Linked DNA regions of Mus musculus: all the other regions are linked to region 1. Evidence: chromatin loops called from intact Hi-C (ENCODE). Cell type or tissue: left cerebral cortex. All regions are shown on one strand.

Region 1 (4,000 bases):
TCCTTTTCTTTTTTAAAAGATTTATTTTATGTATGTGAGTACACTATTTCTCTCTTCAGACACACCAGAAGAGAGCATCAGATCCAATTACAGATGGTTGTGAGCCACCATGTGGATTCTGGGAATTGAACTCAGGATCTCTGGAAGAGCAGTTGGTGCTCTTAACTGCTAAGCCATCTCTCCAGCCTAGAAGTCTTTTGTCTTCAGTAGAAATCCAAGTATTTCCACAGTTTCTTTATTATCATCATTTTTATTATTTCATAATATACTGATTCTTTCATATATATTTCATTCTTAAACAAACGTAAGCTCTTCTCATTAAGTGTAATTCTTTTGTATATCCCTAGTAGAATGCTTTTCAGATATATGGAACTGAAGATTAAATTAAAGGGTAAAGATAAAACTGCTTTTGGAATGACTGAGCATAGATCTTATCATGGGGTGTCTACTGGGAATGCACACGGTTACAATAAGTACAACCAAGTTCCGGTAGCGTAAGCCAGTCTGCCAAACTGAAGCAAAGGGCAACCAGTACTGACTGCTGTCTCTGGTCGTCTGAGCAGGGACTGTAACAATACAGAAGCTGCCGGTGGGCATATTTCTACTAAGAGGAACAGAAAGTGCTCCTATGTAGCCAGAGTAGAGCAACAACAGGAGCTGTAGGAGGAAGGGGAAGGAACCCACAACAGGGAGTCTAAAAGAAAAGGCGGAATATGACAAGCTGAGTGACATGCACAAGAAAGCAAAGAGTGGGGAAAAGTCTGAAAATAAGCTAAAAAGTGAAACAAAACAAAACCACAAAACAAACAAAACCTACTCACTGTATTGTCTTCTCCTTCAATTTTCATTCTACTTTAAATCTGTGATAACTTCAAAGGGGAGGCCTTTTGAAATTACCATCCCCAGGTATTTAAAACAATACTCAAGTATCAGTGGAAGCTAGCAACAAATGAACATTTTTAACTAAGCAGAATATGTCTCTTCTGGTATGTTACACTGAAAAACAAACAAACAAACAAACCAACAAGCGGGGCTGAGCATTCAAAGCGCTCACTTCTCTTCCAGGACTGAGGTGCAGTTCTCAGCACCCATATGCGGGACCTCACAACCACCTGTAAGCATGCTTTCATTGGCTCCAATGGCTTCTCCTAACCGCCATGGGCAACACGTGTATGTGGCACACAGGCATACACTCAGGCACACCCACACACATACAAAATACATCTTTTTTTTTTTTTTTTAAAGGAAAGGAAAGATGAATTTCAGGACAAAAGTAAAATTGTCTTAAAGTTTCTTTTAAAGAAAAAAAGAAGCAATTTAGAAGATAGGAACTACTCCAAATTGTTCATCATTATGTGGATGAATGTACCATGCAGAAAATTTGAGAAAGGTCTTTGAGTTATTCTATCATAATTAAGGGAGGCCATAAGTTACCTTCTCTCTGACTTGCTAAAATGCATTTTACTTTGTTTAAGTGAGCTCACATTCTGAAATGGCCAGAACAAGGTTAAATATTGTCAGAAAAGAAAATGTATAAATCTGACTTTATTATACTACAGAAGAATAATCAAACGGTCAAAGAGTATAGGTTTTTAACAGAAGACCACCTTTTCTCTGCACAAACATGAACACAGATTTAACTAAAAGAGGTGCTTTGCTATCTCTTCCTCTAAAAGTTTTTAAAAGGAGCCTAATCTGCTCTAAAAAGGTTTGGAGTTAGTATATTTCATACAAGAGTGATGATCTCCCCAGACCCTTCAACACAACTACCATCTGTGTACATCAAGCCTGCACTGCTCCTAAGATTAATGCCAGTAAAATCAGCTCTCTGGAAGCACTCATGAATCCAAGATTTCATGGTTAGTTAGCCCATGGAACTAGCAGTAGCCCAAAAAGTACACTGTTACTAAGTCTATGAGGAGAGGTATTTGGTGAGTGGAGTGGAGTGTGAGTTAGAGGAGAAGGCATCACACACACTGAGCTCCAGACTCGGTTCTCAATGCAGCCTCCTTAGCAGCCGCTCCAGCAGTTTGGCAAAGCGCCCAGGACGATTAGCAGCCAGAGCACGCAGAGCAGGGATCTGTTGAGATGAACTGCAAAGGCTCCCCCAAGTGGTCACAAATAAATGACAGCCACGTCTGGGCTAATCACTGCCCTGGCTTTGACTCCAACCAAAAATACTCTAGGTAAAGCTGGTGCCTATAATTAGACAAAAATGTAATCAAATACTAGTACCCCACACGAGAGTAGCGAGAGCATCATGATTTCAGATCCCATGTTTATGAACACAGCACTATTTTGGAAGGAAAAAAACTAACAGTAAAACAAAACTACAATAATTTTTCTCGATAGATTTTTCTGGGGATGACAGTTATCTCAAATAGATGAGTACTTTTCAAATCTGCTTGACCATCCCTAAATATCAGCATATCCTTTGTAACTACATTTACTTGAAGATCAGTTCTGATACAAATTTAGTTACATATCAAAAGAAATACATGGAAAATGAGAATTTATCAGCTTTACTACATACCCAACTTACAATTTACAAAAGTTCCCTTCTCACTAGTAATCCGCATTGACTGTACATGACATAAACAATACAATCAGGTCTTCCTACCTTTCTCTGTATTAATTTTATTAGTGTTTTAACTGTCTGACTAGCTTGAGCTCTGTATTGTTTGCAACTCACTCTCTCAGAAATGATTTGCGGATGTCACCCACTTCTGATAAAGCTCAGATGTCCAAAATGTGCAAAGCATTTAATTAAAACATCTGTTGTCTTCTGATAATCTTCCATTATTCAGAGGTAAAGCTCATATAGGTATGGTATATAGTCAAACAAGCAACACAATTTTAAAACATTATAAAACAGGTACCCAGGGTCTTGTGACTGTCTTTTTTGTTTTCAATCTCAAATTTAAAGGGAAAGGAGAGAAGCAGCCTGGGTAGCCTTCTGACACAATTTCAGCTTCAGGGGGAAAAAAAAAATGAGCTTAGGAAAAAAAGCAAATTGCTCCCTCAAATATTTTTTTTAAAAAAATTATAAAATCCAACAGTTTTCCTGAAGAGGAGAAAAAAGGATTGTCTTGTACAGAGCTATCAAACTTAACTCTAACAGCTTGATATTTTTACCTCAAAACTTTGTGTGTGTGTGTGTTTCAATATTCCAAGGTGGAAATGAGATTCACTGCAATAATTACAAGACACACACACACACACACACACACACACACACACCATAAGCCCGCGCTCCTACATAGCCTGTAGTCTCCATAGGACAAAATAGAGCAACTCAAAGTGTAACCATTTTTGCATTATGTAACCCTAATTTGGAATAAAAGAAACATGAGCCTTATAGAGCAATGTATGTATTTAAACAATAATTTAATAATTTAAATATATGAAAGCTTTAAGAAACAAATGACCTCAAAATGAAACAACCCCCAAAGTTATTTGTTTACAGAGCAATAAGGCCTCTAACCACAAAACTACAATCAGGCCTAGTAGTTTATCATAACTACACAGCCAAAGGCTGGTGCATTGTTTGACCAGTGTACCAAAATTTACCCTTAACCAAGGCTGAGATAGTTTTAGTACACATGAGACGTATGTAAGTTTCCAAAAAAGAAATAATGACCTGAAACACCACATGGGAAGAAATGGCTGCTAACTCATATTCCAAGTGAAGACCAATTTAACGCACCCCGAATGCTGTCAGCTATATGACAAGGAACCCCATTCAGGAGGGCTAAAGTAAAATTCCAAGAATTCCCAGAGGCGTAGGAAAAGAGTAAAAGCATGGCTAGCCTGACCTTAACCGGCTGCTTTTTGAGTAATGCGGAGAATTTTCTGAGCCTTGCCTACAGCCTTGAGTCTCTTCCTCACCCTTCTCCCCACCTACACAAATACTCACCCCAGAAAAGGGGAGCTTAATGAATGTTTTCTCGAGCTGCGATCCCAGGAACTGGTACCTTGAGAATAAACTCCCAATAAAGTG
Region 2 (4,000 bases), 180 kb after region 1:
TGACTCCTCCAGCCCTGGACAGTTGGCTAGGCTCCCAGTTCCAAGCATGGTTTTTCTTCTTCTTAAGAGGAAGTCCAATTAGAGAGCTGTTGGTTATCTCCAAGGTATGCGTGCCACTACTGCACTCTCAGGTTAGCTTGCCGTGCTGGTCACTGTTGTGGTTCATCGTTACCATGGCTGGGTACAAAGGCTGGTTGATTCCTTCCTTTGGAAACCTGCATGGCAGCTTCTGGTGCCATGGAAGCTAGGGCAGAGGACAACTTTGGAGGGTCAGTTCTCACCTAGCATTGATTTAGTTTGCTTTGTTTTGTTTGAGATGGAGTCTCACTCTGTAATCCAGGCTAACTGGAATTTGAGATCCCCCTGTTTCCGAAGTGCTGGGAGCACAGGCATAAACTGCCACACTGGGTTTCATCCATTTTTAGTGAAATAAAAGATTACTTTAGGGGCTGGAGAGATGGCTCAGCGGTTAAGAGCACTGACTGCTCTTCCAGAGGCTCCGTGTTCAATTCCCAGCACCTACATGGTGGCTCACAACCTTCTATAATGGGATCCAATGCCCTCTTCTGGTGTGTCTGAAGACAGCTACAGTGTACTCATATACATTAAATAAATAAATAAATAAATAAATAGTCTAATCTAACCTCAAGTCAAGATATATGACCAGTGCTCACAGATGAAAACACTTCAGCAGGATGCTTTAGGAGGTGGGTGGTTGTTTAAGTGATACACAATGGGAAAATAATAAATGCAATTTGTAGATCAAACGAGGCAAAGGGAAAGAAAAGGGCGGGTGGTGGGTGTAGAAGGGTACAGGGTAAAAAAAGGAGACAGTGAATGGTTGAATCCGATGATGCTTTGGGGCTTTTCAATGCACTCAAACTACACTGAATAATAAAAAAGAAGCAGAGGAACGTCACTTTGGAGAGTCCTAAGGTGGTTCAGGAAAACATGCAAAAGCTTTCCATGCAGACCTCAAACTGAGGAGCCACGGCCTGCACACCCTGTCTGTCCCCTTTGCTCCCTGAATAGAAACTGTTATGTCAAGTGAACAGAGTGAGCCCTTAGAGGGATACCATAGCATCAGCCTAGGATTTCTCACGGAGTGCTTCATTGCTGTTCATTTTATTTTAACAAAACAATCATTATGCCAAAAATTAGGTAGACATGCCACTGTCTGAAAACAAGTTTAACTTTCCAGAACATTGGGAGGAACTACAATGCCTTAACTGGAAATCTCTCTGTCATGTACGTCTGTACAAATACCCCGGTGTCTGGAACGAGGCATGAGTCGTTCAGAAATGAGGAATGTGGTTTGGGATATGTCACTTGTATGGGTCATTTCACTCTCTTGGATAAAGCCCAGGACTCTTTCATAATGAGACTGCGTTTTAATTTTTCTAATTTTAATTTCCATTAAGGAGACAATTTACGGGTAACTCAGAGATGTATGCAGTACAGGATGGATTTCAGATAACTGTGGGATGCAGAATGCACACACAAAAACGGTTACAGAGAAGCATTGTGGCTATTACATTTGTCATGGGTCTCAGAATGCCACAATCGCTCACTGGTGTGTAGCCCCTTTGATGATCACAGCTCCATCATATTCACAGGCATTTACATATTTACAGATGTAAGCATTCCGTTTGTTAGAGCATGGGAAACTTTTGACATTAGGAAGTAAACATGCCTTAGATATGACTTGCTAATTGCTTGGCGTTGGCTGTTAAGCAGCCAGCAGCATCTTTTGAGAGGGAATGAGGGGCAAGGGTGAATGCAGTGCTCAATAGACTAGACTACATCTTCCAAGTGGAGCAAACCTCGGGTCCTCTCATGTTTAAGTCATATTACTATACGCTTAGCACCTCAACCAAGTCAGAAACAGAGGGAAGCAAGAAAGAGTAATTTTAATTTTGCCGCCAAGTATGTGGGAAATAGAAAACAATATATATTTTAAAAATACATGAGAAGAGAACCTTAGAGAGACTCTAAAAATGGAGCACACTTTTTGGAGTTCTTTAAACACCCCAGCAACCACAACCAAAGCTCAAAGGGGAGAGAAACCTTCGATGATTTTTTTTTTTTTTTTGGATGACAAAGGTGGGGGCCGGAGGGCAGAGCATAAGGAAAGTTGTGGCTAGCTTCTCTGCAGTTTCCTGTGAATTTATTGGGTGTGTGCTCTCCGCTCTGTCATACATTATGCACTCCCTCTAGTGTCAGAGTTTGTATATGATCCTGAACCTAGTTTGACAAAGTGTTGCTGTAGACATTAGAACAGAGTTCAGGCTCCTAATTATGCCATATTTCAAAGATATTAAAGGCCACCCAATAGCACAAAGAGCAGCCCTCTGTGAAGTCTCCCGGCTCAGAAAGGATGCATATTTTAACCTGTGCTATAGAGAGACTCTTCATAGCCCTTTCTCCTCTTCCTCCTCCTCCTCCATAAATAAGCCCAGTGCTTTATTAAGGTTTTAAAGTCCTTTAATAAACCGAAGTATTTATTACATTCTAAATTCTCCAGCAAAAAGAAACCCCTGCACAAATTCAAATGACCCACCGTACGTGAGGGACATCTCAGTTAGGAAGTCAAGCCTGCAGACATGTGAAATGTATTGCGGAGATTTTGTTTGCGTTCACTACCTGGCTGTCTCCCCAGCCTTTCAGGAACCAGAAATTAAGATGCACATCACAAAATCTGCCCATGCTAGGTCCCCTCTTTCTCCTCCCTGGCTCTTCCATCTCTTTTCCTCCCAATGCAGAGGCCAGTAGGAAAGTTGACAGATACCAAATCTTAGCAGCCGGGGGTGGGGGTGGGGGGTGGGGGTGGGGGTGGGGTGGGGGGGTGGGGGTGGGGTAGGGGTGGGGTGGGGGGGTGGGGGCTGGATGACCTGCAGCTAACCCCCATCTCCTCCTAGTGGCTTAGGAAAAGCCATGCGACCTTATTCTGGCCAATGACACACATTAGGGGAAAATTTTCACTCCTCCAGGCAAGCCTCCAGAAACTATACTTTATTCTATTTCATTTTATTTGGACGTGTGCCGATGTAAAGCCTTGGACTATGGCGGATGTCCTGTCACTCAGCATGAGGAAGAGGTGGATGTAGTGCTTATTTGGGGTACAGGAGGGCGCTGTGGCCGAAGCGTATGGAGAACCACATTCTAGAGCTCACTTTCTGACTGGACCTATTGGTATACACACCACTTATAGGCTATACATAGCACTGTTCAAGCCAGCTTGTGATTTTTATTGCTTCTAGTTTCACATTTTAATTCTTGTCATATTTAAGAAAGCCATCCTCTGATATTGAAAACCCAATTTACATATAAACCCAATTGTACACTCAGCCTCCTGCTGTTCTAGAAAACACAGTAGAGGACAACGGTCAGTTAGTGAAGGCTGTGTCCATTATGTACTATTCTATACAAATCACCCCAAATTCAATAGCTCAAATGGTTGTAATTAACATTTATTCTCTCAGCATTTCTGTGACCTAGGACTCAGAAGCTGCCTGGCTTTGTGGCTTCTGTGAAAGCATCCACAGGAGACAGATTTATCTGACAGCTTGACAGTTTTTGTCTGTGGCTGTTAGGGTGTCCCCAGGACATGACAACTGACTTCTCTCAGGAACCATTCTCCTCTGATTTTCAGAAACCACAGGACATGGTTCTTCACTATGTTTCACTCATTAGAATGGAGTTTCTGAGTTTGGGGGGGGGAGGGAGAGGAGGAGGAAGAAGAAGAGAAGGAGGAAGAGGAGGAAGAGGGGGAAGAGGAGGAAGAGGAGGAGGAAGAGGAGGAAGAAGTCTAATAAAATTTTAATGCACTTTAAATTTTAAGTATTCTTTAATTAATAAATTTTATTATGGATTATATTTAGGTTTACAGAAAATTTTATGAGAAGGTACATGGCTCCCATGAGCCCCCTGTCCTCACACACAGTCTCTCCTACCACCAGCATCCACACCCAGGGAACTTATTTGTCATAATCAGTGAACC
Region 3 (4,000 bases), 140 kb after region 1:
ATAAACATCCCTCTTTATCTAAGTAGCTTGTCTTTTTTAAGTAGGAAACAGGCCACACATCATTTCAACAAAGACTTCGTTTCTCTGTAAAGTACCTACTTTGTGTCTGCCAGGTATGCTGTGGCCAGCTATCTGTGTTGGAATGAAGTCTGTAGAGTCCAATCTTGTCATCTGTGCTTTGGCATAACTAGGGGAGAAGGATGGTTGTAAGGCAAGCTGTGAGATTCAAAGATTCTATCTACAGTGGGGGATGTGCGCGCGCGTGTGCGCGAGCGCGCGCGCGCACACACACACACACACACACACACACACACGTATGCTTGCGTGCATTCATGTGTGCATGCTTGTGCACATGTGCGTGTGCCTATGCGTGCATGCTTGTATGTATGTGTGTGTGTGTGTGCTGGCATGTTGGTTTCAATCGCTTCCCTGCCCACAAGTGGAGCACTAGGAGAGGAAGCCAATCACAGGCCGTCCAGTCCATCACCTGTTTCTGGGCTGTAGTTCTGACAGAGTGAGATCTGAAATCCTGGCATGTTGGTACAGAGGGAGGGTCAATTTTAAAGGAGTGTCTACTTGATTTTCCAGAGGAAAAAGCAGGAAGATTAAGATTATATTGGGACTACTTGTAACTGAGGCTATCTTGTATGGTTGTTCTGGGTCAGGTGAAAGCAGGGTGTGTGTGTGTGTGTGTGTGTGTGTGTGTGTGTGTGTGTTTTATGTGAAGGAGGAGAGAGGAGACAGCTCTAGGACATGTCAGCCTGAGTGACCCTTAGTGTCTGGTCCACTAATTTGAAGATGCTAGGTATTCAATAAATATTTGAGTTAGTTTCTGTTCGTTTGTCCCCATCCCCACCCCAGCTTCTAAGGAACCTAAGGGACTTCTCACAATGAATCTTCAAGAAGCACTGAGGCAACTTATAGCTGTTATGCTGGGAGAGTGTCTCCCAAGGCAGAAATTGGGGCTATCAAGTTTAGAGGTTGGATTAGTCAGTATTTATTCTGGAGTGCTATACTCACAGTCATTAGAATGTCAGAGGCTCTGGAGTTGAAGAGCTGGGTCGGTGATGGAGGGTGCTTGCTGCTCTTGCAGAAGCCCCAGGTTCGGTTGTTAGCACCCATGTGGTGGTGCATAGCAGCCTGGAAATTTACTTCTAAGAGCTCTGACATCCTCTCTGGTTTCCAGGAGCACCAGACATAACATGTGCAAACATTCATGTACATAAAAAGAAAACAAATAAATCTTAAACAAAAGCAAACCAAAAAAACTTCAGAGACTCAACACAATAGGAGACGCAGGTGGCACCCAGGTGTGCCTAGCCAGGCAGTTCTTTGGGTGGCCGTGATGCAGGAAGTGACCCAAGGAGGTCAGTATATTTCCATTGAGAACTCTTGTTATACTCTGGGTTATAATTTTCTTACACTCCATTCTTTCCAAACAGCTAAACATAGAAAAGAGTGTTTTGAATATTTAATTCTAGAAGGTGTGCATCACTTTCTGGGTCAAAGTTGCCCCATTAAGAACCATTCACATCTCTCCAGAAGACGTGAGAGGACTAGGAAATGTGGAATATCTCATTGAGAGAGATAAAAAGGTTCAGAGAGTATCTAACCAAGGTTTGTCATGACAGAAACCTGAGAAAAGTATAAGGAGAGTGCACAGACAGTTAATGACTGGAGAAGCCTGGGCCACAGTGCTATGTGTTAGTGGTCATAAACAAAAACCCAGAGAGAAGGATCAAGGCCAGTGCAGCCAGGCGAACACGTAGCAGATGTGCTAAGGGTAGTTAGGTGTTAGAAAACAAAGGCCAGGGCCAGATAACGCCTGAGTCTTCAGGAAACATTCATTGTATTGTATGTATTGTTAGGAAAAGGAAGTTACTGAGGAGGTTGGATTTTGGGGATGTATCCTTGAGAGGTCCAGAAACATAGACCACTTTCATTTAGTAGCTCTAATCCCAGAATTTCAGACACATGGGATTTATTAGGTATGAGCCATGTAAGCTTAAAGCTACGTGGATACATAAACATGCTAGTATCTTTCATTGATGGAATACCAAATATTTGTCAGGTACTACACACACACACACACACACACACACACACACACACACACAAGCCTATCCCTCTTATCCTGCTAATCTTTCTTCAGTCTACTAGTTTTCCTTACTTGCCATGAAAAAACAATTTAGAGAGACTGTCTTGCCACACACTCTGCGTGATGGAGCTAGCATCTGAGCATATTCAATCCAACCCTTTATCCCAAGGCACAGTGCAGTCCCATCTAGGCCCCCACATACCCTGAAAAAACACATGCATATGTAAAAGGAATATTTAATAACCCAGTGCATCAAATAGCTGTTGTTGCATAACAAACCTCCCAAAAATATAGTGCTTTAAAAACAATTCGTCATTATTTTCCACAAAGCTGTGGGTTGGCTGGGCAGTTCTGTTGATGTGGGCTAAAGTTGGCTGGCTTGGGATACTGTCTTTCCTGTAACTATGGGCAGCCAGCAAATTGACCGGGGGACTGTCTGGTCCAGCACGGCCCCAGTTGGGTGATCTGACTTAGCTCCCCTTAGTTTCTTCTCCACCAGTTTTTAGTCTTGTGTTATTATTCACATGGTGGTGGCAAACTTTAAGGAGAGACTAGAAGCACACCAGGGCTCTTGAGGAGCAGACTTCAAACTGACATACCACCATGCTTGCCTTGTTGGCCCAAGAGGCTAAGACTAGTCCTTATTCAAAAGTAGTTAAGAATAATCAACCCCCCTACAATAAAGTACCGAAAAGTCTCCTTCCCAAAGGCTGAATGGAAAGAAGAGGAGAGAATGGGGTCTTTTTTTTTTAAGTCAGCTTACTGAATCTAGTATCTATAGACATTTTTCTCCTAAAAATAAAAATAAGAAGAGCAGATGGAGAATAGAGTGCTATCCTAAGGTGTGGCTGCAATGGTTAATCTGTTGTCCACTTGGCTGGGGTTACACACACCTCTCAGTGTGTCTGTGATGGCGCTTCCAGAGAGAATTAACTGAGGAGGGAAGACCAATTTAAAAGGATGTGGCCTTGTCCCAGCGGCTGGGATCCCAGAGCAAAGCAAAGAAGAAACCCAAGCACAGATGATAAGTGTCACAGACCCATGAGCCACCACATCAGCACCTGGTCCCCCTTCTGCACCATGGTGGATGCTATCCCCCGCCACACACACACATATATCACACACACACACACACCACACAACACACACATACACACACACACACACACACATCACACACACACCACACACACATCACATACATCTCACACATACGCTCACACATACACCACACACACACACTTACATGCCACACACAAACACACACCACACACATACACACATACACACAACACACACACACATACACACCACACACACATACACACATCACACACACACACATACACCACACACACACACACCACATACAAACATATACACAAACACACACACACATGCCACACACACACACCACACACACACACACACACATACACACATAACACACACACATATACACCACACACACATCACACACACACACACACACACACACACACACACACACACACACACACATATACACCACACATACACATATCACACACACACACACACACACACACACACACACACACACACATCCTTTCTGTGCTTGTGTTGCTTTTGGTCACGTGTTTGATCCCAGTGACAAGAAGAGTAACCAACACAATGGTTTTTCTGACTTGTGCAATAGCACCAGAATCTTGTTCCTTCCCATTGGCCTAGGAAGTGTAGAAATGGACAAGGCTTTAAACGGATAAACAGCTCTTTTCATTTAGGAAGGCAGGGCATGAAAATAACCACTTCTGGGCACATAAAATAGCTTTTCCGTAGAAGAATTTTAAAAAGCAAAACAAAACTGAAAATTTGACTTCCTGTGTGCCCTGCAGAGAAAAGAGGGGGTGGGGTGAAGGGAGA
Region 4 (4,000 bases), 67 kb before region 1:
CAAAAGAAATAACTTCATTCTGTGGTACATATAGACCATATTTTATTTCTCCTGTTGATGGCCACTTAGATTAATTACAGAACTTCCTTCGCTCTCCTGAACTGTGGTGCAGTGATAAAGACACGCAATATTCCTGTGGTGTGCTCAGGAGTGGGGACAGTGGTGTAATGTGGGTAACTCTCCTCTTAGGCTGACTTCTATAATGGCTGGACTAGTTTACTTCCTACTGTCAGGCCAAAAGCATTCTTTTTTTGTCCAGGATCCTGACAGAATATGATTTTTCTTAATGAAGTCTGTTCTGTATGGGGTAAGATAGAATCTCAGTGTAGCTTTAATCTACATTCCTCTCATGGCTAGTTAGGGTAAAGGTTTTTTTTTTTTCCATTTGTTTTGTGTTTTTGTTTTAAATTTGTAATACACTCAACTGGTCTGACAGTGTTTTTAACTTCACTTTTCTTTCTAGTGCTGGGGATTGAACCCAGCACCTTATACATACTTAGACTTGATTTTTTAAAAATATTTTTTCAGCTTTTGAAGCAAAAATGACAAATAAGAATTGTATGTCCTTAAAGTATACATCTTGATGATTTAATGTGTTTAACTGTAAAATGATCTTCTAATGAAGCTAATAAACACAACTGTGACTTCTTGTGATTATCATTACATTTTCTTTAAAAGATATTCCTTTCTTTAAGATGAAAGATTTAGGGAGAGGCAGAAGGACTTAGAGTTTGGGGCCAGGCTGGGCTACTAACTTAAGTATAGAATAATAAGATAATTAAGTGTTTGAGGCCATCCTGTATTAACTAGTGAATCCCAGGCCAACTTAAATATATGGAAAGAATGTCAATACCTCTCTCTTCTTAATCTCTCTCCCCTTCTTCCCCTTCCTCCCCCCCCCCCCAAGTAAAACCCTAAGAGTTGAGAAAGACCCTTAAAAGATGCCACTGGATTAAATGAGTTACCTAGCCCAGTGTCATTTCCTCAAAATGAACCTGACCTTATGGAAGCTAGCTCGCCTTCATCCTAATGCTAACATCTCCACAAAGGCACTCTGCCCCTCAGAAGCATGTTACCATGGTGGGATCCTCTACGTCAGTACTGTCCATACATTCCTTCTGCACTAGTGCAAGCTCAATCCCTAACAACTTCTGCCTGCTGCAACTCATAGTCACCAACTGAGACCTATATTTTATCATGTATTCACATGAGATCCAGTAATTGGCACTAATATAAATTAAATTCATTTTAAATTTCATATTCAGAGATTAAAACATGGTAACTAATGATAAGGCTATATATTTAGAGCTTCCAAAGGGATTTTACACGTACCTGCATTCCTGGTTGTGAGGTACATCATCTTTTTCTTTTTCTTGTTGCTTATAGTTCCACAAAAGGGTCCTGGAGGATGACAAGACTTAATTTAGACGACACATTGAGACTCAACCGTAAGTTGCCCAGTTGTTTTGTGAGGAGGTAAGAGAATTGCCCTTCCTAGGAGGGGTGAATTTGTCACTGGATTTTGATACACTACCAGTAGGTGGCAGAAAAGCATAAAAATTAGAGAGGAAAAAAGCAGATGAGCAGGAAAAATTAATTCTCCATGTATTTCAAATAAATTCATTTGTGATTTCAGAAAAAACAAAACAAAACAAAACCAGAGGCAAAAGGTAAGCCCAGCCCCTCCCTGCCTGTTACTTGTGAGAAGTTCTTCACCTGAATTGTCCCAGTCTCGGCGAACAAATGCCTTTCTCTTCTCTTCCAGGAACTGGCTTGGAATCAGACCAGCACTTCCTCCCTCTTTCACATGGCTAGCCTAGAATCAAATGAATTTATCAGTGACCAAAGTTTTACACAATATTTTAGTAAGTCCAAGTGCTGGTCAGTTGAAGTTAATTTCCTATGGAAAACACTCTTTCAATCCATGGAACTGTGTTAAAGCATTTAAACAAAGAAAGCAATTTGTATCTAAGACTCATGTATGTCCACTGGTAATGACATGTTGAGACTCCCATTAACAACAATGTAGAGGCTCCTCAAATACTACAATGTTTTCTTTAGAGGTTGGGGGCGGGAGTGAGCAAGGACAGGAAATGTGTGTGATAGTCAAAGAGCAGAAAGAGAACGCTATTTTATATAAAGGAGTGTTAAGGAAGGACTTTATAAACCATTTCTACTGACCTCAGTCCTAGGATGTTATTTCCTGAGTCTAAATCAAAAGAATTTCCAGTACTGGGAATACAAAGCATAAATTTTAATTCATGCTAACAAGAATCTGAATATCCCAAGGTGAAGAATTTAAAATAAGTAAAACTTTATCTAGTATAAAAAATAAAAACTTTAAAATCAAAGGAAGTAGTTCAAAAATGTTTTACTCGAGTGTTTTTGGGTCTATGTGTGTGTGTGTGCATATGGGTGAAGGTGCCCAGGGCCAGAAGAAGAGCTGGAGTCCCGGAGAATGCGAGCAGCCACCATGAGTGCTGGCTCTGTGGGTCCTCCACAGGAGCAGTGAGGGCAGGCCTCTTAACCAGCTGCTCTCTAACCCCACAAAAGTGGATATTTTTAAATGACAATGATTCACATCACAATGTTATTGTCTTTCTTCTTATAAGTGGAATAAAACACCTGTTTATCAGTTTTTAATAATCCTGAAAACTGGAATTAAATAAGACTATCAAAATGAAGAAGGAGACTCAAATGCCAGTGAGAGGATTAGAAAGCTAAGAGCATTTACAGAAAGTAAACTAGAGAGCACCTGGACGGCCCATGATCAGCCACAGGAAGCGATTAGACAGTTTTAAAGCCTACAAGTGTTTCAGTGACCTCTTGCATTCATCAACTGTTTACTGAGCTCACGTCCTAGCTATCTCACCATGGTGTACTCACTGATAAAAATGTCTTCATTGACACACCAGCACACTGTGCCTAGGCTGCTCTCATCCTCTACATCATCTCTCTGTAGAAGTCATTTAACTCATCGCTGTTAACAGCAGTTACCAGTCACAGCTAAGTTTATGCTTGGTACTGGGTCCTGGAGGCTTTCTTCTTTTACCCTGTTCTCTAGTGAGGCCAGAATCAGCTCTGAGAATTGAAAAGATTCTTTGTTTCTTGTCATTTTCTTCAACTTTGAGTACTGTGTCAACTTATGTAAACCTCAAGAAACCCTGACAATGAGTACAAAGTTCTTCTTGCCTTAAAACACATTTGAAGGTGACTACCTTGGGAAAGAATTGTTTCACCTAATTCTTAAACCGGGTGACATGCCACAGGCAGGTTATGCCTGCTCTTATTTACACAAACAAATTCTCTCTCAATTTGGTCTTCTGTCCACAAAGCTGGCAGACGTAAAGCAGAAGTTGTTCATGCAAGAAAAATCATGGGAACAAATGCTTCCTGCACTTTTAGATACTGGGCAGATCAAAGATTGAAAACAGAAAAGTATTTGAGGAATTTTTTGAGAATCATACTAACCTGCCACCAATTTGGGTCTTCTCTGTTTACAATCTGAAGAATTTCTCCTTTGGAAAATTTTAGTCCTGCTTCTTTGCAGGGTATCAGGTTATCATTGAATGGATTATAATCAAAATGACACTTGACAAATACCTAAAAACACAGCACAATGAAAAAGACTATATGTGTATCACTAAGCACTGGATATTGAAACCAAACCACTGTGATTTAATTGTAAATGACACTAAGTAGTTCAGGAAAGAAACTTATTCTTCTAAATAAAGAATAATTTATTAGAATATTAATATAATGATTTGGTATAGCAGAAAAATCAACATTTTGCTACATTAAAATTTTGTTCATTTTAAAAACTCCTGTTTCTTTCTTCTGCGGTGTGGGGTTTAACCCCAGGGCTTTGCATGCCAGTAGGTGCGTGCTCCCCCATGAGCTGTATCACCCACCCCCTCAACAGCTAACCTCAAGCAGGAAGTGTGCAATAATCACTGCATTCTACCCGGCTCCCCTCTCAATCTTTTCACTTGATTTCCCA
Region 5 (4,000 bases), 590 kb after region 1:
TGGTATTCTAATATAAACTTTTTTAAGGGAAAAATTTTAAAAAACTTATTTTTTTAATAAAATAGATTTTAACTGGGTAGATTGTACCTCCTTTAAACACTGCTTATCTTTAACATCCTGTTCACCTTGGCCCAATTTGGTGAGTCCCACCTGCTCCACTCTCAGCATCCAGCCTTGCTCGCCCAGGTTACACATCCTGTGCTCTGGTCCATGAGGGTAGCTCTCATTCCTCATCAAGGAAGCTTCTTTTTGCCATAGATGCAAACCATTAGAGAAAGCCACAATTGTTCAAAACACAGAGAACTACTGACTGTGGTATACCTGCCCCCAACTGGTACATGTGCAACATGTACCAGGGTTCAGGGAACACTACAACAAAGGGAGTGAAAGACTGTATGTCACAGGAGATATACATGTGTGATCTATGTGCACAGAAAAGCTGTGCCCATAAAATCCACACAATCCAGTTGCCTAAACAAGACCTAAACTTGGCTAGTACCAGTTGCAATACTGACATGACAAGATGGATGGGGCCATCCCTCTGGGCCCCATCCCTAGATGACGAGCTACAGGCAATTAATGACTGGTCAAAGAGGGAGAATTAGTCTTCTTCAAGGTTGAGCACCTTAATTTGTTATCTAATACCAGGCAGTCAGCCCTAAAATCATATATATGCAGACAACAGTGAAAGAACTCAGCAGGTTGCACTTATGTGTTTACTTATTCATGTATAAATAAGCAAAAATAATAATTAAGAGAGGTTTATGAGGAAGGGAATGGTTTAAATACAATGCACATATATGAAAATTTAAAAATAAAAACTATTTTTCACAAGTAAACAGTAAGTCTAAAGCCTATTCTTAAACATTTGATGGTATAATTATTAAAAGAATAAAGATGGGAACAAGTTTATTCTTAAGGGGACTTGACTATTACAAATTAGCCTTTGGTCAAAGGCTCAAATTAATCTTCCCACTTATTCATTCAAAAAAGTTACTGAATGCCTTCTTACACACAAGCTCAATATCTTTTTTTTTATTAGGTATTTTCCTCATTTACATTTCCAATGCTATCCCAAAAGTCCCCCATACCCTCCCCCACACTCCCCTACCCACCCATTCCCACTTTTTGGCCCTGGCGTTCCCCTGTACTGGGGCATATAAAGTTTGCGTGTCCAATGGCAGGCTCAATATCTCAACACAGTTACACTTACAGAGATGGAGAATTTATCATAAAATCACACCAAAAAAAATTTACTTGCAATGAGTTTTGAGTGTACAGAAAGTCTGAATGTCCATAACTATCTTAAATCCTCCTGAAAGTTCTTAATAGCATTCCAAACAGCTCCTTACATATGCATACTGCAGACCAACCTTTTGACCTGGCTACTGTTGAGTAAGAAAGTCACGTTCAAGTCAGGAACTGTGGTAGAGAATTTTGGGCAATAAATGAAACAGATAACCAATACATAAGTCCTTAGAGAGTCTTCCCAGGCACAGTGCTTGGTTATGTATTCCTTTAGATATTAATGAAGGATGTGTTTACGCTCCTCGTCCTCCTCCAACAAACAAATCAAATCTGTTCTCACTCAAACACCCACTGCTTCAACTTCCTGGGCCTGGGCCGGGCTCAGATACCACGGGGTTAGAGCGACACCTGGTGACCATCGGCAACCTCACACAAATCCATTCTACATCTCAAAAAGCAAAAAAAGAAACAAACCAAATAAACCAAAACCAACCAAGCAAACAAAGCAAACAAAACAAAAATTCTGTTAATCAAAAATCTCTCAAATTACAACTGAAGCATGGATGTCCTGCTCTAGGGAGTAATCTGGAGAGAGCTTAGAGGAGCTATGAGAAAAACAGTCCAAAAAACGGAGGGGGATAACATGATACCCAGGGCAACACTGGCAATAGCAGAAGCCTGGGGTGGAGGTTGGGAGTGGGGGTGTGGGGGGTGGAGGGGGAATCTTCTCTGCTTGGCCGCAGGACCTCAGCATTGGCAAGCAATAGAGCAGACACAAGACAGAATTTCAAAAAGATTTCTGTAGAGCATCTTGGCAGCCTCCGTGAGCACTCCTGGGAAAGCAGACCAAAATTCATGGACTCTGTGCACTGAAGCCTGACAAACAGATCTTGTGAGAAGGCAGCAAAGAAATTCTAAATCAGATCTGTACCTTGAAAACCTGATTGGGTATCAAACTTTAGAAAGTGGCTTTCACAGGGTCTCCATACAGCAAGCAAGACATTGGCATCTCCAGAGGACCAGCAGCAACCCAAACCTTGAAGGAAGTCACAGAGTGTGACCAACACCTGAGACTGCCTATGAAACCCCGCCCATCCACCAGGACAGCACTGGTGACTTGAACTAGGGAAGACACAGAGTGGGGGTGGGGGGGGTGGGGAAGGGGACTCCAAGGAAGAGAGCAGGTTCTAGAAAGTTGGAGGAAACATGAGAGTCTGGAAGTCATTTAATATTCCTTTTGGTAAGCCAGTTTAGGATCTTTTGCTACATTGTATGCTCAAACATCTTTACCTCTCTCTTTCCATATGCCTTCAGTCCAGTCCCCCCTGCTCTCTCCACAGATCATCTCTTCTGCTTTATCATCCCAACACTAATCACCAGTCTCACACATCTATTTGTGTTCGCACTCACAATTACTAACATCAGTGTATACGGTGTTATCAATGCCCCCTTCCTCACTGCAGTGGCAAGCACTTAAGGAGCAATTGTTCTGCAATTGACTCCTACTCTCTTCTCCACGGAGTTCTACTTACTCCTGGACAGTGACTGCGGTTTCATAGCATTCTGCTCTCAAAGGAGAGCAAGGATAGAGCCTCTGCCTGGAGCATCAGTCTAAGAGGAAAATGGAACCTCAACCCTATGACAGCCTTGTCATTCTGAATGCTATATGTATATGAAATGGAAACTTAAGGGTTGTTTGGAGAGTCAGTGTGTTGGATGGTATTTTGCTAGGTCAAACACATGAAGGAGTGTTTTCCTGAAGTGGGCACATGTGAAAGACTAAGGCAGGCTCATAAAGAAACATTTAGCTGAAACAGACACAGGAGAAAGGATGCTCTGCTAAAGCAAGCATGTGAAAGGACATGTGATGATGGATTCTTTGCTAATGACACGCATGTATTGGTCTGTCTTACATTGCATAGCTGAGCTGCATTTGTCAGGACTTCATAGAGAGAAACAAACCAAAAAGCTTCTGGTGGTTTGCTGCAGTTTTGTGCTGCTTCTGCAGACTTGGGCTGATAGGCAGGGTGATGTCAGCTGAGACAGATTCATATGCTGAGGCAAGACCTGTGGAGGACTCATGATGTTTGGAGGGTGTAAATAGAACTCTGTAGACAGTGATGGATGCTGAGCTGGGCTTGCTTATAGAGCTAGCTGTGCAATGATTATTGGTCTTGCATCTTTGCTGATCTTCACTTTGTTGAGAGGCACAGCCAAGAACGTCTCCTGCTGTCCCTCCTAGTCCCTTCTGCTGACCATCTCTGCTAGGTAATGCCAGCTACTGCTGATTTGTGTTTGCTATCCTGACTACCAAATTGGACTGTTGGTGTATTTGCGAAGTGTTAGCCAGTGGATCGAGCTGCCCCTGCTAGCCTGTGAACTGAACTGCTGATTCCCAGACAACACAGATAGAAGTTGCTCCAAAGATCCTTTCTAAACAGGTCCACCTCCCCCATATCCTTTCTTTCCCAGTACCTCTGGTGGGTGGTAGGCTAAAAGAGAGGTTAAAGCATTTACGAACCATCATTAAAAATAGACTATGAAAAAAGAAAAGTTACATACCCCCCCCCCATGTAAAAGCCTCAACCCAAAAAAAAATGTAAGGAACATGCCCCCTTAAAAAAGTACTGACCTTGGGGGCCAAAGAGATAGCTCTGTGATTAAGGACACAAGCTGCTCTTGCAAGGGACCTAGGCTTGATTCCCAGCATTCACATGGCAGTTCACAACCTTCTGTAGCTCTAGTTTCCAGG

Evidence for each region. Peaks named below come from ENCODE experiments on the same cell type or tissue, not always from the same donor. Only the 100,000 strongest peaks of a DNase experiment are listed, where the experiment ranks them.
Region 2: a loop joins it to region 1, with 3 times the contacts of the local background. A loop is called at or near these places in 15 of 42 quality-filtered maps.
Region 3: a loop joins it to region 1, with 2.6 times the contacts of the local background. A loop is called at or near these places in 3 of 42 quality-filtered maps.
Region 4: a loop joins it to region 1, with 10 times the contacts of the local background. A loop is called at or near these places in 18 of 42 quality-filtered maps.
Region 5: a loop joins it to region 1, with 8 times the contacts of the local background. A loop is called at or near these places in 21 of 42 quality-filtered maps.

Annotation. Positions count from the first base shown.
Region 1 is chr6:50,111,044-50,115,043 of GRCm38, reverse strand. The region is part of intron 1 of Mpp6 (membrane protein, palmitoylated 6 (MAGUK p55 subfamily member 6)); the gene reads right to left. Among named protein-coding and RNA genes, the nearest start is that of Mpp6, 2.8 kb to the right of the region's middle. In left cerebral cortex, a CTCF peak has its summit at 2,127 (motif pointing left); DNase peaks (open chromatin) are centred at 613, 2,060 and 3,709; H3K4me3 peaks cover 1,878 bases; H3K27ac peaks cover 1,665 bases.
Region 2 is chr6:49,928,471-49,932,470 of GRCm38, reverse strand. No RefSeq gene overlaps it. Among named protein-coding and RNA genes, the nearest start is that of Npy, 110 kb to the right of the region's middle. In left cerebral cortex, a CTCF peak has its summit at 2,223; a DNase peak (open chromatin) is centred at 2,192.
Region 3 is chr6:49,973,462-49,977,461 of GRCm38, reverse strand. No RefSeq gene overlaps it. Among named protein-coding and RNA genes, the nearest start is that of Gm38805, 130 kb to the left of the region's middle. In left cerebral cortex, no CTCF peak of the experiment used is centred here; DNase peaks (open chromatin) are centred at 146, 2,426 and 3,942.
Region 4 is chr6:50,177,992-50,181,991 of GRCm38, reverse strand. It overlaps Mpp6 (membrane protein, palmitoylated 6 (MAGUK p55 subfamily member 6)), which reads right to left. Exons shown (of 13, transcript NM_019939.2): 7 at 3,472-3,603; 8 at 1,717-1,816; 9 at 1,333-1,401. Among named protein-coding and RNA genes, the nearest start is that of Mpp6, 70 kb to the right of the region's middle. In left cerebral cortex, a CTCF peak has its summit at 1,539 (motif pointing right); a DNase peak (open chromatin) is centred at 1,594.
Region 5 is chr6:49,516,870-49,520,869 of GRCm38, reverse strand. No RefSeq gene overlaps it. Among named protein-coding and RNA genes, the nearest start is that of Gm31226, 110 kb to the left of the region's middle. In left cerebral cortex, a CTCF peak has its summit at 1,676 (motif pointing left); a DNase peak (open chromatin) is centred at 1,648.